6 separate regions of the Mus musculus genome follow, and regions 2, 3, 4, 5 and 6 are each linked to region 1. A link is a loop called in an ENCODE intact Hi-C map of the cell type or tissue named here. Cell type or tissue: left cerebral cortex. All regions are shown on one strand. Region 1 holds the start of Cplx2 (complexin 2). Region 2 has its middle 23 kb from the start of Gm52069. Region 3 has its middle 22 kb from the start of Thoc3. Region 4 has its middle 25 kb from the start of Gm16578. Region 5 overlaps LOC115488208 (a long non-coding RNA gene). Region 6 has its middle 31 kb from the start of Thoc3.

Region 1 (5,000 bases):
CTTTCTTTCTTTTTTCCTGAGACAGGGTTTCTCTGTGTAGCCCTGGCTTTCCTGGAACTCTCTCTGTAGACCAGCCTGGCCTCGAACTCAGAAATACACCTGCCTCTGCCTCCCGAGTGCTGGGATTAAAGGCGTGTGCCACCACTGCCTATTGTAACACCCCCTTCTTAACAGAAGACTTCCCTCCAGGCCGGGCTGGCTGTTGAAGGGGCCCTTTCTTCCAGTGAGGCAGCCCTTTGAAACTGGGTCTTCTCTATAAAAGGAGGGCTCCATGGCCAGTCTGAAGGTTAGAAATCATCTGTGAGATGTGTTTGTCACGTGACAGGTGCTCAGCAAATGGAAGTCACTCATGCTGTCATTAATGAAAGCTATTGCGCACACCTGCAACCTCCCCGCTCCTAGCTCCAGGGAACTCCCTCCTCCTAGATGAAGCCAATCTAGATTTTTCTCTCTGTACTTCTTTCTCTATCGATCCATCCTCACACCTTCCTTACATCTTTACTGTCCTTTCTCAGTCTCTTGGGTCTCCTCCCTTCCCCAAGCCTTTACTTTAACTATGACTTTCTTTGACTCTCTGCCCTGGAGTGAACCGGAGAGTCTTCCCCTCACCTCCTCACCTCCTTACTGCTCCTGAGACCTGCTGTTTTCACACACAGCCCACTTCACCTTCACCAGCATGGCTAGGAGACCCGTGCCTGACCAGGGGTGTCCACAGTCCTCTGCCTCTTTCTCTTTTCATAGCGTTTAGTGCTGATCATTACCCCTCCCCCACTTTCAGCCGTCTCAGATCTGAATTCCATGACACAGCACCCTTGTGGCTCCCGGGTCTCCCCAAACAGGTCTTCTGTCCTCTTCCTTGTTGGTTCCTTCTCTAAGCAAACTCTTCCTTCTCTTTCCTCTGTTCCTCCCATGGAAATCTCCCATCTGTGCCTACTGATTTAGGAGCCTTAGTTAGTCACACAGATGCACGGTGGCGTGGCGGCAGCTTTCTCTCCAAAGCCTGCACGTTTTTAACCCTCTGCTGTATGCTGTTTCCATTTCAGTCTCTGGGAGATCAAGCCTGTCCTTACAGGGCTCCCATCTTGTTCTCCTGCATGTTTTGCCAGAATTGTCTCAACCAAAACCTCCATTCACTACACATACACACACCCACTCACTCACTCACCCTGCACTCCTGAGTACCTACTGTCTACCAGGGGCTACGGAAGAGAACAGGGGCATTTTCCAACACTGGTCCTCCTAGCTGTTAGTTAACCTCATAGCAGAGCACACAGGCTTAGGTGGCCTTGACTGGGATAGAGGCACAGTCACTGTTTACCCGCCACCTCTTCCTACTGCTTTACTGCCTTGCTTCATGACTCTGTCTCTCCAGCTCGTCCCTATCTTCCACATCACCCTCAGATTCATCTTCCTCAAAGGCAGATTTGCTCACGCAAACTTACGACCCTGCAACTGGCTTCCCGTGGCCTTTGTTAAACCTACCACAGCCTGTGCTCCAACCTTCAAACCCTGCAGTCTGGAACGGGACATCTTTCTTTGCCTTTCATGTCTCATCTCTTGTACATTGCTGTGTCTTAACCAGCAACCCCCTGCCCCAAATGTTATTTCCACCTCCACCTGAGGCAGGGTGATTTGGTCGTACTAGTCCCACAGCCTCAGGACCGGTTAACCTCATCCCTGCTGGCTCAGATCTTGGCACTACTACTTATTAAATGATGTTGACCTGACTTAATGTTTTCTCATGTGTAAAATGGAGACGGTTGATGCCTCGTGCAAGGCCTGCTGTGAGCACCGAGATTATGCAAATCAGGTGTCTAAGCCAGTAAGTGTCCTTGTTGTTGTCATAGGCATCCACAACAGTGCCAACTTTTCTAAGACCCTTTGCTAACAGTACTTCCCTTCGTGCAGACCCTGTTCTCCCTGACACGACAGGATGGGTTGCTTTTGTGAGACCTAAAGCACTTTCTATTCATGCTCTTGCTGTCTGGGTATCGTTTCTTTGTGATCTGGGGAGCTTCTCTGTTGCCTGTCTTACCCATTTCACCTATCTGGAGGCTCCTCAGAGGATATCCTCTTCAGCGTGCTTGCTCAGTGGAATTTAGTGTTGTGTGCACGGGCTCAAAGCATGAGCCTGCATGTCTGATTCTAAACCTCTTAGACACTGGCGTGTGTGTGTGTGTGTGTGTGTGTGTGTGTGTGTGTGTGTGTGTGTGTGTGTGTGTGCGTGCGCGCCTGGAGCTACCAGGAGGACCGCGGGAGAGAGGGCCTGCAGATTGTGTGCAGTTGAGAATTTGGGCCTCACCGCCAGGAGGCGCTCCTCAGCGGTGCTGCGGAAAGCTGCCGTCTGTCTCCGCGCGGGAAGGAAGCTGGTGGGGGTGGAGGATGGTGCTGCTGGTAGGGTGTTGGACTGGGGGAAAGGGGGAGGGGGTGTAGGTAGGCTGATGCAAATGTTTCCATGCTGCCAGTCACCGGGGACCCAGGGCAGGCCCCTCATCTTTCCTCCAGACCCCACACTCCCACACCCCTGCTGTCAGTCCCAGCCAAAGGCAGCTAAGGCACCTGCTCTAGTTCCAGTTCGAGTCCCAGAAACCGGGCCCCTCCTTCTGACAAGCACACATGAGCACCTGCAGTGTTTGTCTTTGCGGCTGTTTTTCTCTGATTCAAGTACGGGCTACAATCACAACTCAATTCAACACTCCGTTGTTTTTTTGTTTTTTGTTTTTTTGCAAGGGACTCCACGCTAATGGCAGTGGCTGAGACAGAGGACGTCTCCCCTACTTCCCCACCCCACGCCCCTAGCAGCAAGACGTCTCAGAGGTGGCGGGGAGGGTGTGTGTGTGTGGGGGGGGGGGGGCGGGGGGTGCAGCGAGGTCCGGCCAGAGTAAAAGGATCAGTCGTCTGGGTCATGAAAGTGCGGGGGTTTTCCCCCCACAGAAGAGAGGGCAGGCTTCCAGGCGCCGCTCCCCCGGCCCTCATGGAGACCAACAGCTCTGCCCTGGGGCCCTTAGTTGGTCAGTGCGTGTCCCCTTCCCCCAACACTTGCCTCTCAATTCTGAACCTTCGCCTGCTCTTAAACTTTGCCAGGGAGAGGAGGGTCTGAGACTGAGGAGCAGCCTGTGACCCTGCACAGGCTCGTGCTACTCCAACAGCGCTCCTGCGGGAAGAGGACAAATAGCCCCCCTGCCCCCCACCGACGTGGCCTCTCCTCTCTCCACCTGGCCTCTGCCACCCTCGGGTTCCCTTGGGAACCGAACTCTACCCCTCGGGGTGACTCTCTGCTCCTGTAGCAGAGGGTCCGGGAGGGCTTCAGGGGTAGCCACACCCCAAGCAGCCGAGGACCACGTCCCCCACCCTAGTCTTGCGGGCTCGAAGTTGTTCTCCAGGTTCACACTTGAGTCTCCGCACTCGGGGCGGTCGGAGCTCCCCAAGCCCCACTGCTCCGGGTGCGCATCTGCCCACATCTTCCTGCCCCGAGTCTGCAGCTCCAGCGGTCCCCCTGGCCTCCGCGGGGAGCTGTCCCTTCAGCACCACAGCGAGCGGGTAGGGGCCGCAGTCCCAGCGCAGCGCCCCGCGGTCTTGGGGAGCCCCTCAAAGCTACACTGCCCGGCTTCCCCGCTGTTCCGGAGCCAGAGCGTTCCCCCACTGCCCCCAGCCCGGCTCCGCCTCCCCGGCCCACGGCCAGCACCGACCTGGTGGTCCCAGCAACCGTCTAAGCCACTGCAGGGCTCCGGCTGACTCCAGCAGGCGGTGCCGTGTGCTCAGCCAGCTCGCGCCGCTGCCTGGTGTAACTCCGCCAGGCAAGCTGGGGCCGAGGCTGCTGCCGCGGGCGGGCGGATGCCTAAGGCGCCCTCCAATCACGCCCCTCAGCCAGGCCCTGACGCCGTACAGCTTCTCTTCCAGAAGGGAAATTCAAAACCTCTCTCTCTCTCTCTCTCTCTCTCTCTCTCTCTCTCTCTCTCTTCCCTCCCTCTCTCTCTCCCTCCCTTTTCCTCCCTCCTGCACTCCCTCCCTTTTCTCCCCTCTCTTTCCTGTTCCCCCTCTCTTCATTCTCCTTTCCCTCTCACTGTCTCCTCCCCCTCATTTTCCCCTCTCTTCCTTATCTCCTTTCTACTCTTTTATTCTCTCCGCGTTAAGCTGTACCGATCTGCCTGCAGCTAGGCTTCATTCCCAACTCCTCCGTGTTCAAGAACCACAAGCTCGAAGGTTTGGAAGGGCTTTGGGGGCACGAGTGGAAGAAAGGATTTTAAAAGCAGAAACTCAAGTAATCACCTCTTCAGGAAAGTTCTCTTTGGTTACTCTGGGCACACTACGATAGGCACACTCCCGTTGGGGTGCCCAATTCCCTAAAGGAGCCCCAGTTTCAATCACCCCTTCTTTGTGCCTGGGAGCGGCTTCTGGACTAGACAGTCCACTGTCACATCGTTTCTGCAGTTTATGACTGTAGTGTCCAGCTATGCGCTCACTCCAGAACCACTGGTGTGTGGGATGAGGAAGGCCCTCCTAGTGGGTGAGTGGCTCTCTGCTCTGGACCCAGAAGCAGAAAGACTGCTGCAAAATTGCAGCGGGAACCCTAGGTGAGCTACTCCTGGTCTTCTGTAGATGTGTTATCCTCGGAAGAAGGAATAGTTCTCTGGTTATGTTATTCTAGAAGGCGCTGCTTTCCCTCCTAAGCCCAGGGAAGAGAAGGGAGTAGACAACAGGGGGACCCCTACTACTCGCTCAGCCTCCCCCCATACTCATCTTTCCCCCTCTCTCCTAATGAGCCTCTCCTTTCTGCCTGCCACCTATTGGCTCCCCGCCCCTTCTTTTCATCCAGCCAGAGGTGTAGGAAAATGGCTCCAGTGGGGAGGGCCTTGCACCTGGCCTTTGGAAGCAGTGCAGAAGTTCATGCATCCATCAGAGCTATGTCAGAGTGGGGATGACTTCTGCTTCTGAGATGAGATGGCTTCTCTCCCAGGAGCAAGAGCTGCAAGCTGCGGTAGGGCAGAATCCAGGGAGGG
Region 2 (5,000 bases), 260 kb after region 1:
GAGGTGGCCATTTCTAAAGTCATTCACAGGGCTCATGAGGGATGAAATGAAGTGTTCTCTAGGGAGGAATAAGCTGAATTTCTGCACAATGGGGCTCATTGATGGGCGAGAACTACATGAGAGAGAACACATGTTAGTAAGCTCTGCACTGTGCTGGACAGAGTGCAACTGTGTGGGCCTTAATCTGCTTCCTAGCATTGCCAGAACCACGGAACGATTTCTGGTACGTTCCTGTTACTAGAAGTTCTCAGCCAGAGATGCATCTTAAAATAGGCTCCCAGTGCTTAAAAATTCCAGTCCCCAGCCTAAGCTCTCACTGAGAGAGGTTTGGAAGGGACCGGAGGACAAGACCCCTTTAATGGACACGACCCCTTTAATTCCCTCTCAAATGAACTTGGAATGAAACTTGGGATTAAAAATGCGTGCTGTCTACATACTCAAACAGCGAGTGCTCTAATGCTCAGTCAACTTTCAGTGATGTCCCATTGCTGTCAGTCTCTGTCCTTGTCCCTCCAGATCACACCTCCCCAACCTCTGGCTCTGTTCTCAGATGGATGGAATTGGACCTGCCTCCTCCAGATTTTGCTGGGAGACTCTAAGCACGTGGAGATTCCTTTGTTTCTCACGCTAAGTTCACAGCACACTGCCTTTTCCTCTGTAGCAACCCTACTTCACGTAGGGGCTTCATTTCCCTCTCCCTCCTCCTCTTCCTCCTCATCACCTCCTTCTCCTCCTCTTCTCCATCCTCCTCTCTGTCCTCCTCCTCCTCCACCTCTCCTTCCTCCTCCCCTTCTCCTCTTCATCCTTCTCCCCTTCTCTTCTCCATCTTTCTCCTCCTCCACTCTATCCTCCTCCCTCCACCTCTCTGTCCTCCTCTCTGCCCTCCTCCTCCTCCTTCTCCTTTCCCTCCTCCTCCATTACGACCACTACCAGCTCCCACCACCAGCACCACCACCACCTTCTTTGATGTCTCCTGGCCTGTTCCACTTTCTCTGTCCTCACCCCCACAGTCCCCTTAAAGCTTCTCACCCTTCCTCACCCCACATGGCTCCTCTCTGAAAGTGGATTCCCAGCCCTTCCTTCCTCATCTGAAATTGTTATTCAGAGTCCGTACCACGGGGTTGGGCCCGTTCTTATTTCAATAGAACCGGTATTTTCCTCTCTATTTTTAGTTTTAAAAGGCTGTTCTCTCATATTACCATCTTTGTCAGAGCCACTGCTTCTGTAGTCAGCATTTTCATTATCAGAGTAGCGCACAGTCTACTAGAAAAAGGGATGAGAACAGAGCCTGGCTGGTGACTGCTGTCAGCCCTGTTGGATCTACGCTCCTGGCCCTGAAGGCAGCAGGATGGCTTTCCGGGACCACCCAAACGAAGCTCCTGGAAGCAGCGTGGGAGCTTTTCCATTTAGATGTTATTATAGAGGAAAAGGCCAAGGGATTGGGGGACACAAACAGGCCACTGGCCCAGGGTTCCCTGGGAATATTAATGTTCAGACTGCTCAGTGGAACAGATTGGCCCATATTAAAGATGAGGAGATAGGCTCTGAGAAGAGGCTCACCGAAGCAGTGGCAGCGCCAGGCTGTGAAGGAAGCCCAGGGTTGAGGCTGAAGCCGTGCCGTCTCAGGTGCTCAGAGCTCCCAGGACCGGGATTCGTGGGCTTTTTCCTAAGCTGCTGCATGCTGCTCTGATCTCTAGGTCTTGGCATAGTTTCCCTTCCTGGTGATCTCCGCGCCCATTGGGGATGGCTCAAAAGGCTTGCTGGGGGCACTCCCACTCTGTCCCCTTTCACAAAAAGTTCAATGCTCATTCTCTGAGCTCCTGGAATACCATCAGCTCTGGTGGCACAGAGGTCAAGGGCAGAGCCCTGCCCACCTTAGTCTGGGGTGTGACCATGCCTTTCTCTTACTTTCGCTGAAGACCCCCTTTTACAATGTACCCCAAAGAAATGCACATGGGGAGGATTCCATCCTGCCCACGGACTCCAACAACAGCAATAGCTACTGCTGGGGGAATTGTGTCTTTCTTCCAAGCCTTTAGGACCACCTGCTTAAGCTTGGGACTAGCCTGCAGCCTCTTGCCACCAGCAGGCAGCTCCTGGAAGCATCTAGCATCAGCCTTGAGATCTTGCAGGCAATGCTGCTCTCTGGTGTCACTTCACAGTACTGCCGTTCCTCTCTGGTCCGGAGCTGGGATTGCAAACCCTGGCGCAGGCCTGACAAGGAGATGTGAGATAGGAGTCTCTCATTGGCCTGAGGCTAGGCCAGGCTGCCTGCCAGTGAGCCCCAAGAGATCTGCTGGTCTGTGTCTCTCCAGTTCTGGGTTACAAGTGATCACCGGTTGTTGCACCCAGCTTTTTTATGCAGACACTGGGGATTGAACTTAGGTCTTCATTACTTTAGGACACTTTATCTCTTCAACCTCAGATTTACAGAGGTCTCTGCTTCCTGAGTGCTAAGAACAAAAGTAAGTACTATTGTGCTCTACTGTAGAATTATTTTTCAATAGCAATGAACATGTCCTGAGTTCGAGAAACAGAAAAGAGGGGAAAAAGTAAACCTCAGGCCAGCGTCGGTCTTAGTGCCCAGTGGCAGCCTTTCTTCTCTGCTTAGTGCACACTGTGACAGTCAACTGAAATGTACCAATATGTCTATTTTGCAAGACTTTAAAAAATACTAAAGGACTTGCGTTCTAATGTCTTTGATTACTCCTATAACAGTGCATGCCTATTATCTTTTGCTAGGAAATATCTCGCCATCCTCTGGGAACGTCCTCCAACCTCTCTGCCACCCCAGTCCCTTACCTGCTTCCCCAACATACTCAGTTCACACGGCTCGCATGGGAGAAGCCAGAGAGCATATTTCCATGGGATTGATTTGTAGAACTAAAGTGGTTAACAAGGAGGCATGAAAGTTTTATAAAATGTCATCAGATACTGTCAGACTTGTACTCTGCAATTGGGCATTCTCACTTTCTAGTTGGGCCGCAGACAAAACGCCGTGAAACTCCAGGTCAGAGTATTGAGCGTGCACCATGCCATGTTATGCTATGCTATGTTAACCCTCATTACCACGCAGGGAAGGAAGCCAGGCTACATGCTATGTGAATCCTCGTTACCACCCAGGGAAGGAAGTGCTGTCTTCACATTACAGCTGTAGGAACTGTGGTTTAAAGAGCTTTACCTGCCTTACTTTAAGAAACAGAGTTGAATCCAAGTCAGGAGAGTCCAGCCACAGCCAGCGTTTCTCAAGTCTGTGTCTTTCAGCACCACTCAGGGTGTATGTGAAAGCTGGCTAGGTCTCTCTCTAGTTTCTGATTCAAGAAGTATAGAGTGGACATGAGAACAGCAGTTCTCAGTCTCCAGTGATGTAACACTGTTCCAGGAACAACCATTGATCCTATTCTGGGACACGGCAATGCTAAGCTTCGACTTTGACTGGATGTGATTTCAGACTCTGTGTTATTATCAAGTATGTGCATCTGTCTAAACAGACCCTTTCATAGTCTTTTGAGTGTTTCAGGTAAGGTCTGTGGTTCTCTCTCTCTCTCCCTGTCCCTCTCCCACTCCCTCTCCCTCTCCCCAGCATGTTATCCATACTTGCTACTGTGTAGTGTATACATGTATATGATGGGCACATGTTTGCTTGTGCATGCATATGGAGGCCAGCAGTAGACTTCAAGTATGTTTGGTTGCTCTTCACCTTTTTTCTTTGAGAGATCGTCTCTCACAGAGACTAAACTTGACTGACAAGACAAGGATGGTCAGCCTGTGAGTTTCAAGGACCAGCTGTCTGTCTCCTTTTTGCACTGGGGTTGTAGGCATGGCCTACCTCCCCTGGCTTTTCACTTGGGATCTGGGATCAGAACTCAGGACCTCGTGCTTGTACGGCAGAAGCTTTACAGGCTGAGCCATCTCCCATGCTTGGGATCTGTTCTTGCATCATGACTTTTGTTGTCATTGTTTCTTTCTTTATGACAATTCTTACTTTTAATGGAGACAATGCTCAGAGAAACCTTTGGGGGAGTTACTGTAGAGCCGGTAGACAGTTACATTGTAACTATGGGGAGTTACCATGGAGATCTTAGAGCACTGCATCATTGTAACTTACATTGTAACTACAGATGGAGAGGCCGAGGCTGGGCAGATCACCTCCAAGTTGGGCAGATATGGGTGGAGACACAGGCTTGGGGAGCGAGTGTCACCAGACATGTCAAGCCACCCCTCAGAGTCTCACATCTTCTGAGAAAGGACATATGTGCTCCAGAGTTAAGCAGGCCATGCAGATCATCTTCAGCTCTACCCTCTTCCAGAAGAGGCTGGGTGTGGACCAAGCTGTTGGTCCTTACTCTCCCTGCCCCAGATCCCCAGAGACCATACACTCATTCTCAGCTCTGTTCCCAGAAAAAGTTGGTATTTCATTTTCTTTTTGCACCTGAATTACAACTTCCCCATGATACGGAAGATTCCTTTCTTTATCTGGACAGGACATGAGGATGTTTATGCCAAGAGCTCAGCTTGAACCCAGTGGCGACAAAGATGCTTGGTTTTTACCAATTATTCTGCGTGATAGATACATGCCAATGGGTAAAATAGCAAGTTCTCGTCTTTGTAAGCTTGTTAATTTTGTCTGAAGCATGTCACCAATGGCTTCCTTGCCTTATGGAAGCTTGTGAATACTAAACACAGAATCACAGAGGATCAAATGCTACCTCAGGTTCCCCTAAGGCAGCCAGCTGACCCCTGGAACACCAGAAATGTGGCTGTTGCTAGGACTTTCAAACTGATTCTAGCTCAGTAGATTGAGGTCAGACTCAAGAATGCACAACTCTGAGGGAATGGCGAACCAATAACAGGCCCAACTTGAGACCCATCCCATGGGCAAGCACCAATCCTTGACACTAATTTTTTTTCTTTTGGTTTTTCGAGACAGGGTTTCTCTGTATAGCTCTGGCTGTCCTGGAACTCACTTTGTAGACCAGGCTGGCCTCGAACTCAGAAAT
Region 3 (5,000 bases), 74 kb before region 1:
TACTGCAGCCCCAGCTCTGAACACAGGACTGTGCACTTTGGGCCGGGTGCCGCCATGATACGCAGTGCGAGTGAATGGTCCGCAAATACCTCAGCTCAGACCGGGGGCTTCTGCCTGTTATGAATTGCAGTGCTTTGATGGTACATGGTAAGTTTAATGCTTTTCCACAGAATGGTTTAATTACGGAAAACAAAGACTTCAGTGTTTCTCAACAGGGCTCAGCAGGTGAGTACCAAAGCAATCTTTGGGTCTTGGGTTGTACCGAGTTAGGGTGTTTGATTTTTAAAAATTGCTGTTGAGTTGAGTTTCATTTAAATAAGTCATTAAATGAAGTTTGACTTGGAATTAGAACAGTCTCCAACAACTTCTGGAGCAGCCTAAATACGCTTCTGTCGTTTTGTACTGTGTATGTGAAATGGCATTCTCGTTATTGACCATTTTAAATCAAAAATATACTTATCAACTCTGAAAGACATGGAAATACCCCACACATTCAAATATGCTGTTAGTATTTTATTCTTTACACAGAAAACAGACACAATGCCATGGTATGAAAATTTGCTTTAGTTTTAATAAACGGTAACATGTATACCAAAAATTTTAAAAATAAATTTCCTTGCTGGGTGTCATGAGTCCACAACTTTAACCCCAGTGTTTGGGAGATAGAGGCAGGCAGATCTCTGTGAGTTCAAAGCCAGTCAGAGCTACATAGTAAAATGTAAATAAAAATCCCTAAATGACAAAATTTGTGTTTGATTTGTATCCCTATTTTATATACTTACACACCCGTGGTTCTGTAAGAATTTTCTGGCCAAAAGAGATCATAAAACATATAAGGAGCCCAGGCCTCATCCATCCGGCTCCTGGATCTCCGGTTCCTCTCCCAGCCTCAAGTCTTGATACGTGGGATCTGGAGAACCAGAATGAGATTTGTGCATTGGGACCCTTTGATGAAATCGTTGGCATCTCAGCATCCACAGGTGTGTGACCCTGACTCCGCTTCTAATCAGTTTGGTTGGCTCTTTTGGGGGTTGGAAGCTCTTGGACAGCAATGTCACGTGGCCTCAGGCTTTTGGCTGCAGGCAGGCAGATCTTTCCCAAGTGCTCACCTCCCCAAGCAGGGGCTTTTCCACAGGTGAGGAGGGAGTGTCTTCCGGTGAGCTCCGCTCTAAGGGGGCTCTCTCACAGCCCCGAAAGCACTCCTTCAGTTAGGCTTTGCGCTCAGAGAGAGTTTCCGAGAGAGAGCCCCGCTTATTGCTTATTTCTCGCTAAAGGGAGGAGGTGGTGGGGCTGGCTGTGAAGGGGCCAACAGTTGAGCTAAGGGGGTCAGCTTAAGTGCCTTGCCGGTCTTTAAGCAGTTGGAAGTTCTGTTTTAAGAAAGACCACCTGGGGCAGTGTGGAGCCTTGCAGATCAGAAGGGAGCAATGCTGGAGGCTGCTGCATAGCTTCTGCTCAGAAAAGCCGCAGAATCAGCTTAAACTCCTGCTGTTAGGTCTGGCCCTCGAGTTTTAGCTTTTCTGTTGGCTGCGCATTGCTGGAACAGAATACCGGAACTTCAAAGGAAATGTTTATTTCAGTGGAGGGAGGGAGAGAGGGAGGGAGGGAGAGTGAGGGGGGGGACAGAGAGGGAGAGGGAGAGGGAGAGGGAGAGGGAGAGGGAGAGGGAGAGGGAGAGGGAGAGGGAGAGGGAGAGGGAGAGGGAGAGGGAGAAACAGGAGATAGAAATACCCTCTTTAAGGGATGCCCCAGTGAATTGCTTCCTCGACTAGGCCCCACATCTTGAATTTCACTACCGTCTAATCTCTCCACTAGCTAGTAGTCAAGCCTCCAAGTTAACGCCCAACACTGTCAAGGAGACACTGCTGCTTTGTACAAGGACACAGCTCCGGCTTGTAAACGGATTAAACTACAGATCCTCCCCCCCCCCCCCCGCCCCAGTAGCCGTATGGCCTTGGCCTTTTAAACTTTTATGAGCCTCAGTTTCCTCTCCTGTAGACTAGATACTACCTGATTCCAAAGAGAGTTGTAAGAACTCTGGGTGACCCGAGACTGCTCGGCACAGTTCCTGCGAACAGCATCCTGCAGTAGGAGGCTGTTTGTGATCTTATTGGTGCCACTAGGGAGACTGTAGCAGAGTCCAGAGGGCAAGGGACCCACCCAGGCTAGCGGCTGTAGGAGGGAAGGTAACGGAGGTGGTTTACAGGTTCGAAGCTTGGTGATCCTCTCTCAGTGGTGCTGTTAAGATCCGTGGACCATTCCCTGTGTGGCCACTAGAGGGAAGCAGAGGCAAGGCTGCGGTTGGAAACCCGCTCCAGGATGCAGTGCGGCTGTCTGCTTTCAGCCTTAAATTCCCTGTTGAGCTGGACTGTGTCTCTGCCTTGAACAACCCCTCTTTTCTTCCGCTGAACACATGCTGATGGTTTTGAAAAATTACTCGAGGTTCCTTCGTGCTCCTGCTTGCTCTGGGTCTGGGGGTCAGCAGAAATGTGTGCTTTAATTTCTAAAGACACAGACTGTACAGGACGTGGGGCCCATGCCCTGCAGCTTGGCTAGTTGCTTGGGGTCTGCTCCATCTTGCACCCTCCCTGCTTGCCAGCTCTTTCCTGTGTTCTTTGATCTTGTGTGTAGAGTATTAAACTGAGCCTCAAATCCTTAATCCATTTTGAAGGCTGGCCGGGGGCAGCGTTTCTATGGGCCCACTAAACAGCGCTGGCTGGATCGTTTTAGAGACGGGAAGGAGGTTTTCCATCCAAGGTCATGGAGTGTGAATAGGGGGGGAAAGACAGTTGAATCACCTTCATAGCCTTTGGAGCTATACCTCATGCAAGCCCTGTATATTGATTTATTCCATAAACATCCATAAGAAGTGGGCTGGGGAGATAGCTTAGTGGGTAAAGTGCTTTTGCCATGCAAACACAAAATCTGGATCTCCAGAACACCCGTAAAGAAACCCAGGGTGGTTGTAGTTTAGTGCCCTGGAGGCAGAGACAGGTGGACCCCCCCCGCCCTCCCCCCCCCCCCCCCCCCGCTCCGGTTTACTGACCAGCCAGCCTAGCTAAATTTGCAAATTCTGGGAAAACAGTGTGGATAGCTCCCAAGAACCATACAGGGGTTTGACTTCTATACTGCATACCACGAACACACAACTGTATACACCTTCACACAGAGGGTGCACTCCGCCACAGAGATGTGAGTTCAACGTACCCTGAAACACCATGTCCTGGGAGCTTTATCTCTTCCAGCTGCCCATGGGGTATTTTAATCCCAAAGAAAGTGCTCAGGGAGGTATCTTAGTTAATTATCTCATTGCTGAAACCAAATGCCCAGGAGGGGAAAAAAAAGCACAATTTTAAGATTTCATACAGGTTTATTTTTGACTCATGGCTTGCGGGTATGGCCTATGGCTGTGCAGGAGTGGCGGCTGGAGAATGTGGCAGCTGGTCACAGTTCATCCCCAGCAGAGGGAGATGTCAGTGTGTGAGCCCAGCCCTTGGGATGGTGCCCCCACATCATAGGTACATCTCACCATCTCCGTTAGACCTGCCTGGAAAACCCCTCACACAAGCCAGAGAGTGGCTTTGTGGTGACTCTCAGTGCAGTTATATTGACAGTCAACACTGACTGTAGGCTACAGGGCTCAAAGATGGTCCTATCAGCTGTTCCAACTGGGTGTGCCTAACTCCATAGTCCAAGCCTTTCTCTTTTTAAAGTTTTAGGAATGGTTCAGTTCACTGCTATCAATGTTCTTTCCAGAGGGAGTATATAGACACTAGGAAGGAGAACGCCAGAGCTATAACAAATCACCCCAGGAACTCTGGGTCCCACAGCATGGGTGTCAGTTAAAAGCACAGATTCATTGTTGGACTGCCTGGGTTTGAATCCTGGGGTCACCCACTAGAGACACTCTTTACTCCATTCTCGTGTGTGTGTGTGTGTGTGTGTGTGTGTGTGTGTAAAGAGGTTTAACAGAGAAGGGAAGACTCACTTTTTAAAAAAGGGGCCAGGATCCCCAAATCCTCTTTGAGATCATACCACCAATGAGATAAGGAGATAAGGATCTTTTATAAGACTCAGATCTTTCTTTCTTTCTTTCTTTCTTTCTTTCTTTCTTTCTTTCTTTCTTTCTTTCTTTCTTTCTTTCTTTCTTTCTTTCTTTCTTCCTTCCTTCCTTCCTTCCTTCCTTCCTTCCTTCCTTCCTTCCTTCCTTGTATATGAGTATACTGTTGCTGTCTTCAGACACACCAGAAGAGGGCATCGGATCCCATTACAGATGGTTGTGAGCCACCATGTGGTTGCTGGGAATCGAACTTCTGGAAGAGCAGTCAGTGCTCCTAACCCCCCACCCCCACCCCGGGCCATCCCCGCAGCCTGGGAAGACCCACTTTTAATGTAGGCAGCACAATACAGTGGACTGGGGTCACACACTGACTCCAAAGGTGGTGGAGAATGCCCATGAATACCAGCCCTCATCCCCTCTGCTTCTGGTCTGTGATAAACTGTGACCTCACACTCCAGCCACGGTGCCCACACAGCTCTCTCTCTGAGGGCACGGCAGACTTTTTGATTCTGAACCTTAGGTCCTGCTGGAGGGTGCTTGGCACACAGATGACCTTCCACAACCTTCCTTTAGCCCCTGCCCTCAGGACTAGACTGTGGTTAGTTAGTCTGGCATTTCTAGGTCAAATATGAGAACCAGTTTCAAGGAGGTAACATTACTTTGGCTGGTGGCTTCGGTGCCTTCTGTCCTCAGTCATGCTGATTCCGTTTCTGGGCATGAGGTGCAGAAGGGAACCACCACAGCAGAAGAGAACGGGCTGAGTCATTCACCTCCAGGTGACCTGGAATGGCCCCACAGCCATGGAACTATACTGCGAATATCTGGTTTGCAGGGTATCTGATATACAGCCCCCAACGGGTTCATGACACAGGTGGAGAACCACTGGCTTAAGACAACGTGAAAACACGTTACAAAGAGCCTGTCTTTCTGGGAGGCATCGGTT
Region 4 (5,000 bases), 120 kb after region 1:
CTATAGATGTGAACTACACTGGAATGTCAGTTGTGTGCTCCTTTGGTGTCTGGTGACCGGAAGCCAAATGCACAAGCCTGGTGTCAATTTGGCTTGAGACTTGCACAAAGCACGTGGCAAGTCAGATGAATGCATGGCCGACAACGGATGTGAGGGCCAGGGAGAAGCTCCTAAAGATCATTGTTGGGAATCCCTTTTGATGGCTGGCTTCTCCCAGTTCCTGCCACAGCTGCATTCAAAGCTCTGGCCTGGTGGATGGAAGAGGCGGTGCTGAGCCTTGCCCCTCCTCACTGTCTCCCACCGTCATACAAGTTAGAAACAGGGCCCTTGTCTTCAAGGGGAGCTGTCTGCAGTGATGGAGGCCTGACAGGATCCTAGTGAAGAGGTCTTTCATTGATCAGGATCGCAGGGCCCACAGACCGTCGTGTGAAGAAGGAGCCATGTTCTAGTGCTTTGAACACTTGGGATCCACGTATCCCCACATCTTGCATTACTATAATTAATGCAAACAGCATCCGGGAGTGAAAATGTTGCCATAACAACAAACCTAAATCACGTGGGACTGGCCCAGGGGATGGGCAGTGGGAGGAAAGGGCATGGAGATCCCAGGTAGGGAAGCTGGGACTCACACTGTGTGGTTGCAGAACAGTTAATGGCCTGTCTCTTAGAGTAGTTTGGAAGATGGGGGGCTATGCCCCTGGGGAGGTGTGAATCCCGAAAGCTCTTGGGTACCTCTTTGTGCTGTGCTGTGCTCTCTATAGTGTGCTAGTCTAAAAACATCCTGAACCCAGGGAAGGACTGTTCAAGATATGGGCAGAAAGGGAGGAACGTCATTAAAAAAAACAAAAACAAAAACAAAAAACCCTCTCTGGGCTAATTTTTTTTTTTAATTCGTCTGTGGGGATATCAGAGATTTCTATAGGGCTTGAATACCCATATATTCCCCAGGTCTAATTTCATAAAAGCTCTTTCTGTACCAACATATGATTTTGGTAAATACCACCTTTGGATATAAATAGAACTCTGGACCCACATGTTGGCTGAGTCTCCAGTGGCAGGATTGGGCTGCACTGAGTCACCTTCTCTCCAGATGTCTCATCCTGGAATCTGTGGCCTGGGTCTGCTGCCGGTGGAGAGCTGGACCCGAGGGACGCAGATTCCTCTGAGCTTTAACATCCACCACTTTCCCAGGACCACACAGCTAGTGAATGGGGGAATCAACTCCTGGGAAGCCAGCTCCCCTGGTTCTGGGAACTTGCCATTTAATGACCAGCAGTGCCTAGGGCCCCTGTTGCACCAGAGCCTGGCAATTAGAGAAAGTGTGTACATGTGTGAGTGTGCTCAGGATAGCTGAGTGTTGTCACCACGGAAGCTACATTCCTGTTCTTGGTAAGGGAAGCACTGCTGGCCAGAGAGCTGCCTGAGGGCACGTGAGCTTGTCCAGGAAAATCTTTACTGATGATACAGCTGGACTTGGAGACTCCCAGGGCTTGGCAGTGTTCACTCAGGAAATAGTTGTCAGCGCTGGGACTAGCAACAGCTGAGGCTCATATTTCTGCACAGAGGGCTCTGTCTCTCCCGATACCTCCCATGCATTCACTCAGTCTACTTGGTCTTCCACAAGCCTCTCATTGAACTCTGCTCATCCCCAAGAAAGGACACTGCCTGTTCCTTCCCCAGGCCCACCTTTCCATGTTTGGTGATACAGAGTCAGACTCAGGGACCAGAAAGCATGTGTGTGTGTGTGTGTGTGTGTGTGTGTGTGTGTTGGGGGCTTGATTCCCAGCGCAGACTCGCTGATTTAGCTTGTGACATGAACCTTGGCTGGCCCTGGGTTCCTCAGATCCTTTGCCCTACTCCCTGGAGGACCTATTCTTTCTTCATTATGAGTGGCATTCTCCAAGCTAGCCCGCCGAGGTTGCGTGTGAGCAGACACCAGACATTTAGATTCACGGCTGATCACAGATCGTCCATCACAGAGGCAAAGCGATTACCCTGAGAGAAGAAGCGCCCTGACCCCCTCCCTCCGACCCCAGGCTGCTTCAGACTTGCTGAATCCAACCCTCTAGGCTCCCCTTGTTTCCTCTCAGCTTCCTGATAGATTAACTTTACTCAAGTCAGTGTTCAGAGCTTGCAGTCAGCGTTTCCTGATGATGCAGACCGAAGCTGAGGCAGACAGTGGAACGGTCAGTATTTCTCAAAGCCTTCCTCTAAGCACCATAGCGCAGGACACACATAGACTGTGCTGGCCCCACAGTCCCGGGGCTGCTGAGAGGCGGCGGAGAGACGAAATGGTGCAGACCCCTCAGCCGGCACTCCACTCTTGTTAGGTGAGAAACCCCTAACGGCTAATTCAGTTGGCACTCAGAAGCCTTGCTCAACTATCCTCTCATCTCTCTTCAATATAAGATTGAGAAATGGCCTGGGTTGTCTTTTTCTGGTTGTAGCTCAGATCATTGTTAACAGTCAATTAATCAACACTTTTCCTAACAGAGCTTTGGGATTGGTGTTTCCCCCTCTCCCAAGCCGAAGTCAGATTAACGCGGCATCTTTTAGAAATTGAACAGTGATTTAGCCCATTACTAACTTGTGTTTGGCAGATGAATGTCTCCAAGAAACTCTTAAGGACATTAAAAACAATCTTACACACACGTTAGGGAAGCCATGACTCCAGGTGGAAAGAATTTACTTAAAACTCCCACAGCGTAGATAGGATGACTTGATGCTGCCTCTGCCTGTCTCCTTAGCCTTGGTCTCCTTCTGTCTAACCTAGTAGCTAAGACTCTGTAACCCTCACCTGGGGTGGTTCTGCCTTGTTTAGGTGGTGCCAGCTCTAGCCAAATGGGTATTATGGTCCTGCTCTGCCCCCTGGTGGATGCTCATGCCCTGATGCTCTGGGTGCTGGCAGTTTGGCTGGGACTTTCAAGCTGGTAGCCGTGGGTGTGTTGGAGCCTAGCCTAGTGGCATGGCTTCTAGTTTCTGGAGAAATGACTGTTTCAGCATGCCGAGACACACTGTAGCTGTTGCAGGTCTTGTTTACTCACGGTATATACACTTGTTACTAATTAATTTACAACTGTCAACTGAGACACCTGAATTTTCCCTGCTGAAATGATGAAGGATGGGCACAGCCTTTGCTCCAGCCTCAAAGGATGATTAGACCCACAGATAGATGTCCACAGTCCTGGGCATGATGGGAGCCCTAGATAAATGGGAAAATGCTGTAGTTTGGATATAGAAGGTCCCCATGTTTAAAGGCTTGGTCCCCCAGTCCATGGCACTATGGACAGACAGTCCCTAATCCTGTTATCAGGTGAGCCCAGGCCTTTCCTTGGCCCTGAATCTCTACAAGGCAACAAGACTGGCAGCTCAAGAAGATCTCTTAAGGGGCAGAGCCTCCTGAGAGGAGTTGCTGGTTGGAGCTATAGTTGGGTAGGAAGGTCTGCTGACTCTAGACCCCCTTAGCTGACCCTCGTGTGCCCTGCTTATTTATGAACACCTCCTCTGGGTTGTCTGTGAGCTGAGCTTGGGGGTATCCAAGGGCGAGGTTGGGTATCCTGGACCAGATGAGCCATTCGATCCCAGTCCCCAAGGCAGTTGGAGGGGCCATTCTGACAGGGTTCCAACAATGACAACACACAGTGTCCACAGGGAAGGACAGGGTAAGAAATACCCAGGTATGGGTATTGACATTGAAGAACTTGGTGCTCATAATTCCTGGCTCTCAGTGGCCCAGTAATGGGCTAGGTGGTACAAGACAACGGAAGAGGCCCCCCTCATGGGTGGAAACTCCTTATGGGGGTAGGAAGAAATCTGGCTTTGCTTTACTAGTCTGGCCCCTGGGGCACAGGCTAGGCCCCCATTCTCTCAGGATGGGGTTTCCACCCTGTCTGAGCCCCCTAGGAGGGAGCGGGCGGGTACTCAGAGGCGGAAGGGAGGAAATGCTTCTCTGGCCCAGCCTCATAATTAGACCCTTCAATTGCAATTACTTTTGCAATTAGCTCAGCTGGTAATTGGAACTGGAGGTGGTAATTTCTGTCCTTCACGGAAGCTCCCTTTGAATTGGGCTTTACTTATCTGTCCAGGATGCTGGGTAGTGCTCTGGGGAGCACTCAACTCTTGGGAGCAGCTCAGAGAGCACAGCCTTGGGCTTGGCACAGTAGGAGGTACGGGGATTCTTCTGAGTCCTCGAAGATGGGACCTGAGGTGTGGTGAACAGGAGCCTCACAGGCTTCTTAGCAAAGGGCGATTCTGAGCTTAAGTTTTGTAGAGCTTGGAAAAGCAACATCCTAACCACCCCCATAACCGGAAGTCATGAGCTGAGCCAGTGCAGGTAGGCAGGCTCTCCAACAGCCCATACTTCTGGTGTTTGTGTCCTGGTATAACTAGCTCTCTGAGTGCAGGATGGTGTGGTGATCCTTGCTTTGGATCATTTGAACATGACAAAGGTTTCTATGATATTTGTCACCAGGGTTTATGTGTCAGAAGGTTTAATCTCCAAGATCATGGGTCAACGGTATTTGGAGGCTGGGAACTTGGGGGGCAAACATGGTTGAGTGAAACAGGAGGGTGGGCAGGAGGGTGGGTAGGAGGGTGGGCAGGAGAATGGGCAAGAGGGTAGGCAGGAGGGTGGGCAGGAAGGTGGGCAGGAGGGTGGAGAAGAAGGTGGGCAGGAGGGTGGACAGGAAGGTAGGCAGGAGAGTGGACAGGAAGGTGGGCAGGAGGGTGGGCAGAAGGGTGGACAGGAAGTTGGGCAGGAGAGTGGATAGGAGGGTGGGCAAGAGGATGGGCAGGAAGATGGGTAGGAGGGCGGACAGGAGGGTAGGCCTCTCTGTCCTTATTACAGCTTTCTGAGGAGAGATGGGCTGAGCTGAGAGACTTGCTCGCTCTTGTTGTGTGATACCCTCTATTAAGGTCCTTCCTGCTCTCTAGTGTCCTGCTCTCCCACTCCCCACTCTCTCTGGTACCTTGAGCAAATACCCTCACAGTCTCCATGAATC
Region 5 (5,000 bases), 69 kb after region 1:
CTGAAAAGGGAAAAATACTAACGTCTGAGTCAGAACACCAGAGCCCAATGAAGGCACAGCCACTCAGCATAGCTGTCACATTGCAGCAGTCACTGGAGAGACTTTATACTCTACAGAGACACTGAAGTCTGAGTTCTGCCCGAGCCTGGGCCAAATACTACTCATTGACTACATCAAAGGAGCTGTAGTCTGTAGCCCAGAGGGAGGTGTGGCCAAATTCAGGGCAAATGGAGAAAAAGGCTTCATGTTCATTGGGGTAATCCTATCAGGAGCAGAACTCCACAGAGATGGAGTATGGGTGCCTAACTTCAGAGGCCTTTGCTAACAAGAACCAGGGAGCCACCTGGGAAGTAAGCACAGCGGCTGGAGGCTTGGTACCACTAACCTACCTTCAAGTCACTTCTAAAGCCTACAAAGGAAGCTTGCCAGGTCTCAAAGACTAGCTGCCACACACAACCTTCATCCCGGAGACCGGGTAAACATCCCCTGCCCTATTTTAGAGTGGGGGAAGGAAATAGCATACTCTGCATGTACCAGGAAAGCCAAAGCACACATCTAGGCAAACAGTGAGCTGAAAAGCTGTATGTGTGATCCATTCAAAGATACAGGGGATGCCCATGATTCAGTAAAAGTGACTTATTGATCACCATACCCCCACTGTATGAATTCACAATGAAGGCCACTTGAAGGGGAAACTCAGTTTTTCTTCACAGGACTCTATTAGTGTTTTGGTTTTCTTTCTGGACACTGGCTGGTGTACCATCGTCATACAATTCTGTCTGCGTAATGTTTGTCATCTTCTGACTCTTCTCAAAGTAGCTTCTTCTAATGTATGTGTCAGCACAATATGGCTTATTCCTTAAAACTTCCTGCTGAGAACTGGAGAGTACCAGAGGAGGCAGGACAGTCAAGATTTAATAACATCTAAGGTGGCCCAGATGTCTGGGTGACAGAAAGGGGTTACTGATGTTGAAAATATCTCTGCATACAATGATATGAAGTCTTACGTGATGTCTTAGGCTTTTTCAAAAATAAGTCAGTGTGTGTGTGTGCTGTGTATGTGGTGTGGTGTGTGTGTATGTGGTGTGTGCATGTATGGTGTGTATTGTGTATATGTGGGTGGTATATATGTGGTGGTAGTAGTGGTGGTGAGTGTGTGATATATGTTGTGTGTTGTGTGTGTATGGTGTGTGGTGTGATGTCTGTGGTATATGTGGTATGTGTACATGGTGTGTGTATGTGGTGGTGGTGGTGGTGTATGTATGTGTATGTACCCAGTGCATGTGTGGTATGTGTGTATGTATGTATGTATGTATGTATGTATGTATGTATGTGTGATGAGAGTGAATATAGGTATAGGGGAAGTTAAATTGGTCAGCTACTGAAGCTGGGCGGTGTCATCCCCCTGCCCTGCTCCCTCCCTCTCTAGTGTCTCCTGAGGTACAGACTGGCCTTGAACTCACTTTGTAGTCAAGGATAACTTTGAATCCCCGATCTTCCTGCCTCCACCTGGGATTACAGTCCTGTGTTCCTTGGCCAGGTTTATGTGGCACTGGGGATCAAACCCAGGGCTTGGCACATGTGCCACTGCTGCCCTAAAGACTGAGCCACGTCCCTAGCTCCTATTTTTTCCCCCTCTATTATAAATATACTTGAAACACTCCATCCAGAAAAGGCACTTTGGGGACTGGCCTCAGCCTTCCATCCTGGGGACCTTCTGACATGGTGACATCACCCGGGCAGCTGTAATTTCATACCTCCAGGCCTTTGTACACAGCTCCATCTGTCTGCCATCTCTTTTCTCCCACAATCCAACACTCCTGCCTCCGAAGTCCCACAGCCTTGTTTACTAGCCTGAGTACTTATCACACCATATTTTAATTTTACTTTTTGCTTCCTCTGCTGGCCTGTGGCATCCTTGGGGCACTTCTTCATCCTCCCAAAATGTGTCCCCGAACACGTTTTCAGAAGGAATAATTAATGATGACAGCTACTCGGTTTATTTATTTTCAGTTCTAATGTGCCAGGCACCGCACTAAACTCACTACATAGCTATGACATTAAGCCTTAACCCAGTGTGTACTGCTCACGCTATCACCCCTCTTGAATAGTCAAGGAGGCTTCAGGAGGTTATTTATCCGTCGCTGTGTGCTACCAAATGCTAAAGTTGAGGCTGGGTTCAGAGCAGAGGCCACCTGTTCTTCCGCGTCTGGGTCCGTATGGTTCCAGGAGTTAAGGAGCCTGCCTGGGTTCTAGGCTCAATTCTACTACTAAATTGCTGAGTGATTTTTAGGGGACACCTCTGCTCCCTAGGCCCTGTCTGCCTGCGAGAGAATCTTTGAGAGCACTAGAGGGTCACGTGACACGAGGGCCCTCCCAGCTTCAACTCCCGAGAGGAGATCTTTCTTCTCTGGTTGGTTTTCTGCCCAGGAGCTGGCTTCCCTGTCTGGGAACCTCCCAGCTTCTCAGGCTCAGCCTCTTTTCTCGTTAATTGTAGTCTCTCTCAGAGCAAAACCGCCTTTTGCTACCTGCTGCCCCGGTCGCTTCGGCTTCCTCCCTTGCTGGCAAGCTCGGATTTTTTTTCTTTAGGTGGGGGTGGAGCCCTGGACCAGAAGGAGGGGAGCCTGCCTCTGCCCCGCTCCTTCCAGAGGCTTCCCTGTTGTTTCTCAGCCCCTTCCCCCTCCTCCCCGACGGAAACTCAGCCTCACACTTTCTAGGGATGTTCCGGGCAGACCAGCGGTGGCAGCCAGCAGCCGCAGGCTTCTGGGTTGGTCTCTCCCGAGTCCGCCACCCGGAGGTGGGGTGGCCGTTTGCAGGAAAGGGGGGCGGCGCACTCCTGCCTCCCAGTGCAGACTAGGCCCAGCTCGCCCCGCTGGAGCCGGGGACCCTCCTGTGCCGGTCCCCTCCACCCTCTCTCCCAGTCCTAGCTGAGCCCCGCCATTGCTCCGCCAGGCCCCGGGGACCGCAGACCCAGGATGGGGCCGCAGCGGTGACTAGGCCTGGGTCCAGCGCGCCCGCGCTGCCGCTCGGGGAGGAACGGGAGTCCCCGACAGGGCAAGCCTTTCGCCCCGGGAGCGTTCAGGCCCTGGCGCTGCGCTCCGTGGGTCGCGGCCGGGATGCCGCGTCCCGGCGAGTCCCCGTGAGAGAGCTCAGAGCCCCGGGGGCCGCTCGGACCCGCTGCGCGCCGAGCCCCGCCGGAGCCGGGAGCTGTCCCCCGGGCGGTGTGGAAGGGTGCGGGGGGTGGGGGGGGACAGAAAGCGCTGCGGAGGGAGAGGCCGGAGCGGCGGCGCTCAGGGCTACGGACAGCGCGGGCCCTCGGCCAGGGTCTCCCCGGGCCACTCGGCTGGCGACGCTGAGCGAGCGCGGTTTACGAACCTGTTGGAGGCTGCAGTTCCTCCGCGGCCGACCAGGGCGCCCGGGACCGAGGCTCTGGCGCGCCTCTCCCTCCCGTCCTCCTCACTCCTCCGCCGAGAGGCTCCCTCCTGTTGGGCTTAGCGCGAGCCACGCGGGGGGCGCAGAGCCCCTCTAATGTCACCCCGAAAGCTAGCGGAGCTGCAGGGCACACAGCTCAGAGGCCTCCCCCAAGGGCAGCCAGGCTCCCAGGGAGACCCGAGCTTCCTGAGAAGGGAGGCGGGGGCTGGCTGCTGGGACAACAGCGAGTGGCAGAAGAAACGGCAGGGAAGGCAAGAGGGAGACAGGGGAGTTCCCTAGACTCGTAGCTCTGTCTTGAAGTTTGTGGACACGGGGTGGGGGTGTCTGTTGCTAGGACATCTCGACTTGGAAATCTCTTTCCCCCTCTCTCCATATCTGTACACCTACCTGTTCAGCTGTAGGCTCCGCTCAGTTGTCTTTGGTATCTCCTTCGGATGTGTCATTAACCGTCCCCCAGGGAGATCTTTCTGAAGATAGGATATTTAAGGCCATTCACTAGCAAAAGACCGAGTCTTCCTGGTTCTCAACGTGAGACAGGACCCTGAGCAGACTCATCCAGGGCCTTAGCACCCAGGTCTCGTACCTTTTGGCAGCAACCTTACTACTTAGATTTAATCCACAAAGTGAAGTGTTCTAGTGTCAGTGAAATCTCTCCTGCTGGAGGGTCACCCTATAAATCTTTTTACTAGATGTTTGGTCGTATATTATAATTATTTACACCCCAGCTACCGACCTTGTAAAAGCTGGGTCCACATTTTCCTCGGGATCTCCAGCACCTAGCACACAATAGTTGTTCACTTGTAACTGCAAAGGCAGGGGACTCCCTTTTCCTCATGCGACTGCTCATTTGATTTCCATATTTTCCTCGCAGCCTCAAAGGCCCCATTTGGCAGCTTTAACACCAACACTTGTCCTCTGAGTCACCAACTTCCCTTCCAATGACCTCAATTTCCACCCTGAGCTGCTTAAAAAAAAAGTTGCTATTTTCTTTGCTTGCCACCCTCATCATCGTCTCTCACAGGGCTGAATCCTTCTAGTCATTTGTGTTTTAGCTCAAAACTCAAATGCCGCTCTGTCAAGGAGGCCATCTCTGACCATGTGTTTAATTAAAGTGTGTCCAATACGTTCGTAGACAATAGCATCATATCATGATATCATTGACTTTATTTACAATTTTCCTTTGCTGTACGGACAATCAACTTTCAGTTCTTTAGTCATTACTACTCTCTGGAATAAATTGACAGCCATTCCTTGTTATCCATGGGGGGATCTGTTCTAGGAACTTGATACAAAACCCTGAAGATGCTCAGATTTCTCCCATAAAATGTGTTGAATTTGCACAAGGCCTACCCAGTCTTCCCATATGCTCTCATTTGGAGGCAGGGTCTCATGTTGCACAGCCGGCTTCTCCTCCTGCCTCCACCTTCCAAATGTTGGGACTGCAGTCATGTGCCACAATGCCTGCCCTTCTTCCATGCCTCCAGCTGTCTTTAGGGGACTGTGGTGTGACCAGCTGTGAGCATTCTGAGCAGATTTTATCTTAATATGCACACCACAGACTCATCTTT
Region 6 (5,000 bases), 65 kb before region 1:
GCTCCAGCAGCAGGCACAGGCGGGCAGGCCAGAGTGCAGCCCTTGCTTGGGGCTGAGCCAGATCAAACAGCACAAGCTGGCCCTGCTGATGTCCTTTAGAGGCAAAGAGGTACACAGCAACTCCATGGCAAGAGCAGCATCCAGGATGAGGAGGGCAGGTGGCTCAAGGGAAATGTCAGGAGATTATAGCTTAGGTGGGGTAGGGTCTCCCGTTCACGCTTCTGTACCTCATCTTGCTCTTTGGCAAAAGAACTGATAAAAGTGGCGAGAAGTTTCCACGGGGTGTTGGATCTTGCTAGCGTTTACTTTTGGTGACCCCTTAGTTTGAAGACTAACTTGCACTTACTTGGAATGGAATGGATCGTGGCCTTCAGAGATTCTGCCCACTCTCTGTAAAAAAAAAAGATTCATTACATAATGGTGACCTTTGAGTGTTTTACAGATTTATACAAACATCCTTTTTTAAAAGACCGTTAAAAAAACCCAGTACAATTTTAAAAAAGGTTATCCCACATGTTTGGGGAGGATGGAGGAAGACACTCTCGAAAGTCTTAAGGCTGCTAAATTTAAAAAAAAAAATCCCAGTGTCAGAGATGGCTTACTTCCCTGTGGGTTGTTGGTCAGGGAAGCTCGGAAGTCCTCATAACAATAAGGCCATTGTCAGTGCTATTGGCCAGTGATAGTGCCAGATAATAAAACCTTAAGTTAATATGTTACATACGTTACATTTGTTACATACGTTATATACATGTGTACATATGTTAATTACAAGGCACAGAAATCAGAGTGGGACCAAACTGAAGCCTTCTCCCTACCACTGGCCTTCATGATGCTGAGGTAGTCTGTGGGGTCCTAGGGGAGAATTTTCAATCCTCCTACTTGGCTGTGGCTTATGTTACCACTGGGGGTCATCCAGTCCCTGGTCTGTGTTGCACCGGCTGCTGAGCTAAAATGTTTCCAAATCCTTCCCTCTGATTATTTTCAGTGTCAACCTTAAAGCCTTTGATCTAGCCGCATTCTTCTACCTATAGATACACAGTTGCCACACTATGCCAAGCAGGGTGTGACAACAGGTGTAGAAGTGACCTAGACAGTTTTGCATTCAGCTAACAGCTTACTGATTAAACGCCACTCTGTAGACTGTGAACTCATTTCTGGCACTATATCTGGGGATAAAAGTTACATCTGGGGAAGTCATTGGTACCAGTGGGGAAACAACTACTATTGTTTTTTATGGATAGACATAATGCACCTGTCTAACTGCCTTCTAAGAATTCCTGTCTATGCCCATAGGTCACTGTTGTCAGCTGGTGGGGGAAGGAAACTTCCTTTATAAGTCATGATGGCACGCCCTAGAGAGGCACAATTGCTTCAGAAATACTTCAGAGCAAATCTATGAAAGAAGCAGTTGAAGCCTTTAAAACGCTCAAGATATTAAAGAAGACACTGGAGACAGAAAGGCCTCCCAGGCTCATGGTTTGGGAGGATTAATATTGTGAAAGTGGCTAACTTACCAAAACCAGTCTACTCACCCAGTAAAATCCTCATCAAAATTCCAAATACCCTTCCATATAGAAAAAAAAAAAAAAAGAAAAAGAAAAAGAAACCCTAACACTCATATAGAAGCACAAAATATCCCAGACAGCCAGATCAACGCTAAGCCAAAGAGAAGAATCCTGGAGGCATTGCCACCATGATTTTAAGTTAACTATACTGGATTAATGAATAGACATAAAACAGGACACAGAGGTCTAGATGTGAGCCACACAGCTACAGCCATCTGAGTTTTGACAAAGACAACCAAAAATAAACACTGGGAAAAAAAAAGACAGTCTCTCTGCCAGGGGATTCTATGGCAACTGAGCATCTCCCTGTAGAAGAATGCAGTTAGACCACCATCTGCACAAAAGGCAACTCCAAGCAGATCTAAGGCATTAAGGAGGGAAAGATTTGGAAACATTTTAAGTGTAAACAGCTCGGCAGCCGGTGCAGCACGACCAAGGATGCCTGCGTGACCCTCAGTGGTAACATAAGCCACAGGCATTGTCCTGGTCTCCAGCAGGGCATGGCTGGGTGGGGTACAGGTGGTCACAGGTCTGGCTCCCTGGGTTGCTGGCTCTTCTACCCCACACTGCCCCTTGGGTATTTTGTTTTTTTTTTTTAAGGACTCCAAGGGATAAGGAGAAAAAATCTTATAATCTTATATATTTACTGACATGTTTCCATTCTTTGGTGCTTTCTATTCCTTTGTGTAGTTCTGGACTGCTATAAAATATGGTTCTTTTTTATGTAGGGTCTCCAGTTAACATTCAAACATATTTATTTTATTTGTATGGATGTTTTGCTCATATATGAATGTCTGTGCACCATGGTGAGTGCCTGGTGCCCACAGAGGTCAGGAAAGGGCACCAGATCTCCTGGGACTGGAGTTGTGGATGGTTGTGAGCCACCATGTGGGTGCTGGGGACTGAACTCAGGTCCTCTACAAGAGTAGTCAGTGCTCTAACCACTGAGTTATCCCTCCAGCCCTCTGTTAATGTTTCTTATGGTGTGGGTTTGATGGTCACTATCTCCGACTCTTGTACACCTATGTGTTCACTGTGACTTTAAAAATATCCTCATTGTGTAATAGATTTCCACAGTGACAGTTCCTTGATGAGGGATGCTGCCATCTTCTCCAGTGGGTTATTTCTCACGTGATGTCTGTTCCTTTGTTAACTCTTCAGCTAACTGTATCATGTGCCTTCATTACCTCTCAATCTCCCCGTATCATGTGCCATTGTTACCTCCCCAGATCACTGTATCATGTGCCTGTTTTCTCCAGCTGCCTTTAAGCTGTTTGCTAGTTTTGATAAAATTGGCTGTACTGTGTCACTCTCTTATCTTTACACAGTTTTTTATTGTTTCTTTGAATGTCTCCCTCAGTACTTTATGACTTGGATTGTGTGCGTAACAGACGGCCTGACTCTTGTCTACAAGTTGATGCGTGTGGGCTCATATTATTTTCGATAAAGTCTCAGTATAGTTTTTAGCGGTTCCCTTTGGGTGTTCTTCATCTTTAGCTCAGATAGCTGCTTTTCTTTTACAATTTGTGGGTTAGAGTTATCTTAACTGTTTTAATAACCTCGTGTCCTAATGCTAGCGTCTGTGTCAGTTCTTGGTTCCTAGCTGGTGGGACACTCTCTTCATAGTGGTTTATTCATACTCTCTGCATTTCTTGATAATCTTTGATCAATGCCAGCTGGCGTGAGTTTTGTTACTGTTGGATATGTCTGTGTTCCTGTTAACCCCTTCTCTGGAATTAAGTTATTTGAAAACACGTTGATCTCATTGGGTCCTCCTATGATCTGTTGGGAAGGCTCACAACATTATTCCATCTCTGGGGAATGACATCATATGACTCCAGAAAGACCCTCAGGGCGCTCCATCTGATGTGCTGGGGAGTTTAGCCTTTGCTCTCTGGACTGGTGGCTCTAAGTCCTGTTTCTGGCCCCATGTGAATGCCAGATAGCAAGTCCTTCAGCTCTTTTAGACAAGTCTGCACAGCTTCAGGGCTCTCCTGGTCTGACCAGCTGATCAGACCTGCTTGCTGTTCCGGGCAGCTTTCTGTTATCTCTCTCTGTCTCTGTCTCTGTCTCTGTCTCTGTCTCTGTCTCTGTCTCTGTCTCTCTCTCCCTCTCCTTCTTTTTAGATTTATTTATTTATTTATTTATTTATTTATTTATTTATTTATTTATGTATGTATGTATATGAGTACATTGTGGCTGTGCAGATGGTTGTGAGCCATCATGTAGTTGCTGGGAATTGAACTCAGGACCTCTGCTTGCTCCAGGCCCTGCTCACTCCAGCCCAAAGATTTATTTACTATTATATGTAAGTACACTGTAGCTGTCTTCAGACACCTCAGAAGAGGGCATCAGGTCTCATTACAGATGGTTGTGAGCCACCATGTGGTTGCTGGGAATTGAACTCAGGGCCTTCGGAAGAGCAGTCAGTGGTCTTAACCGCTGAGCCATCTCCCCAGCCCCTGTTCTCTTTTTCCTAACGTGGGAATTCTAGCTGACTTGATCTAGCTCTTTGACTTTCGGTATCTGCTAACATCTGCTTCTTCTGCACTGTCACAAATTTCATGTCTCTCAGAGACCACTGTCTTCTGTTACCTGATGTCCAATGTCTTAGAAATTGTGTTTCATGTATTTTAATGGCTTTGGTGTTTCCATTGGGAAGATAACCAAACAAGACCATCTGTTGACTCCTGTTTCTAAGGGCTCCTGATAAACCAGTCTGCCTCCATCTTAGGATGGAAAGCCATCTTCTAGGAAAGACAAACTTGGCTCATTACTGTTTGTGATTAAATCTCTGTTTCTCAAAAATTGGGCTGTGCCCCACCTGTAACCTTAACCGCAAATGGCTCTGTACTGCCTGTTCCAGGAAATGGCAACCATACGTTTGTTTCAGAAAGTTGTAATGTCCATCTTGTAACCTGTTTCAAAGGGTTGTCATGCCCACCCTGGCATGTTCTGCATCTGTAACTGTTTTGCTCACTAAATGTTCCATTTGGAAGCCCCCCCACCCCCCGCCTCCTGATATATAAGACCTTTATCTCTCCATGTCCAATGCTGACCTCTTTAACCCTACCTTAGGGGGAGGTGGCTTATGCTCGGGAATAAAAAATGCTTGTTTTAATTTATGGCTTACTTTACTTTTTTTGGCTACGATGATTAGGGTTGGTGGCCTTTCTCTTTGCATATTTGGGATTAGCACTCTGTGGATTGGCTCTCATTCCTTAGTCGGGGTAGTGCCCCCTCCCACTATTTAACAAAGGATTATCGAATATCTCACTGAAGAAATAATTTTAGGCTTCATTGTAGAGATGTCGAATCAGACGAGGTAAGGTTTAATTATCAGGTCACAGCAGAATGAAGATTCAAAAACCCATTGATCCGATCTTTATATCAGAACATAGGTATAGAGAATGCCACTTTAAATAAACCATTTGC

Evidence for each region. A loop is a pair of places that touch in the nucleus more often than their neighbours do. Peaks named below come from ENCODE experiments on the same cell type or tissue, not always from the same donor. Only the 100,000 strongest peaks of a DNase experiment are listed, where the experiment ranks them.
Region 2: it touches region 1 in a loop (5-fold over the local background); 22 of 42 quality-filtered maps call a loop at or near these places.
Region 3: a loop joins it to region 1, with 4 times the contacts of the local background. A loop is called at or near these places in 17 of 42 quality-filtered maps.
Region 4: a loop joins it to region 1, with 8 times the contacts of the local background. A loop is called at or near these places in 31 of 42 quality-filtered maps.
Region 5: it touches region 1 in a loop (5-fold over the local background); 8 of 42 quality-filtered maps call a loop at or near these places.
Region 6: a loop joins it to region 1, with 4 times the contacts of the local background. A loop is called at or near these places in 17 of 42 quality-filtered maps.

Annotation. Positions count from the first base shown.
Region 1 is chr13:54,370,265-54,375,264 of GRCm38, reverse strand. It overlaps Cplx2 (complexin 2), which reads right to left and starts at 3,916. Exons shown (of 4, transcript NM_009946.3): 1 at 3,690-3,916. All of the region lies in intron 1 of LOC115488208 (a long non-coding RNA gene), which reads left to right. In left cerebral cortex, CTCF peaks have their summits at 2,316 (motif pointing right) and 3,747; DNase peaks (open chromatin) are centred at 2,364, 3,573, 3,748, 4,153 and 3 more places; H3K4me3 peaks cover 4,240 bases; H3K27ac peaks cover 4,335 bases.
Region 2 is chr13:54,111,140-54,116,139 of GRCm38, reverse strand. No RefSeq gene overlaps it. Among named protein-coding and RNA genes, the nearest start is that of Gm52069, 23 kb to the right of the region's middle. In left cerebral cortex, a CTCF peak has its summit at 2,151; DNase peaks (open chromatin) are centred at 200, 1,264 and 2,146; H3K27ac peaks cover 790 bases.
Region 3 is chr13:54,444,454-54,449,453 of GRCm38, reverse strand. No RefSeq gene overlaps it. Among named protein-coding and RNA genes, the nearest start is that of Thoc3, 22 kb to the left of the region's middle. In left cerebral cortex, CTCF peaks have their summits at 1,383 and 2,276 (motif pointing right); DNase peaks (open chromatin) are centred at 1,422 and 2,283.
Region 4 is chr13:54,245,624-54,250,623 of GRCm38, reverse strand. No RefSeq gene overlaps it. Among named protein-coding and RNA genes, the nearest start is that of Gm16578, 25 kb to the right of the region's middle. In left cerebral cortex, a CTCF peak has its summit at 2,878 (motif pointing left); DNase peaks (open chromatin) are centred at 2,896 and 4,293; H3K27ac peaks cover 243 bases.
Region 5 is chr13:54,301,224-54,306,223 of GRCm38, reverse strand. All of the region lies in intron 2 of LOC115488208 (a long non-coding RNA gene), which reads left to right. It also overlaps a transcript of Cplx2 not described here. Among named protein-coding and RNA genes, the nearest start is that of Gm40955, 20 kb to the right of the region's middle. In left cerebral cortex, CTCF peaks have their summits at 2,785 and 3,422; DNase peaks (open chromatin) are centred at 2,421, 2,679, 3,599 and 4,331; H3K4me3 peaks cover 2,342 bases; H3K27ac peaks cover 2,714 bases.
Region 6 is chr13:54,435,104-54,440,103 of GRCm38, reverse strand. No RefSeq gene overlaps it. Among named protein-coding and RNA genes, the nearest start is that of Thoc3, 31 kb to the left of the region's middle. In left cerebral cortex, no CTCF peak of the experiment used is centred here; no DNase peak of the experiment used is centred here.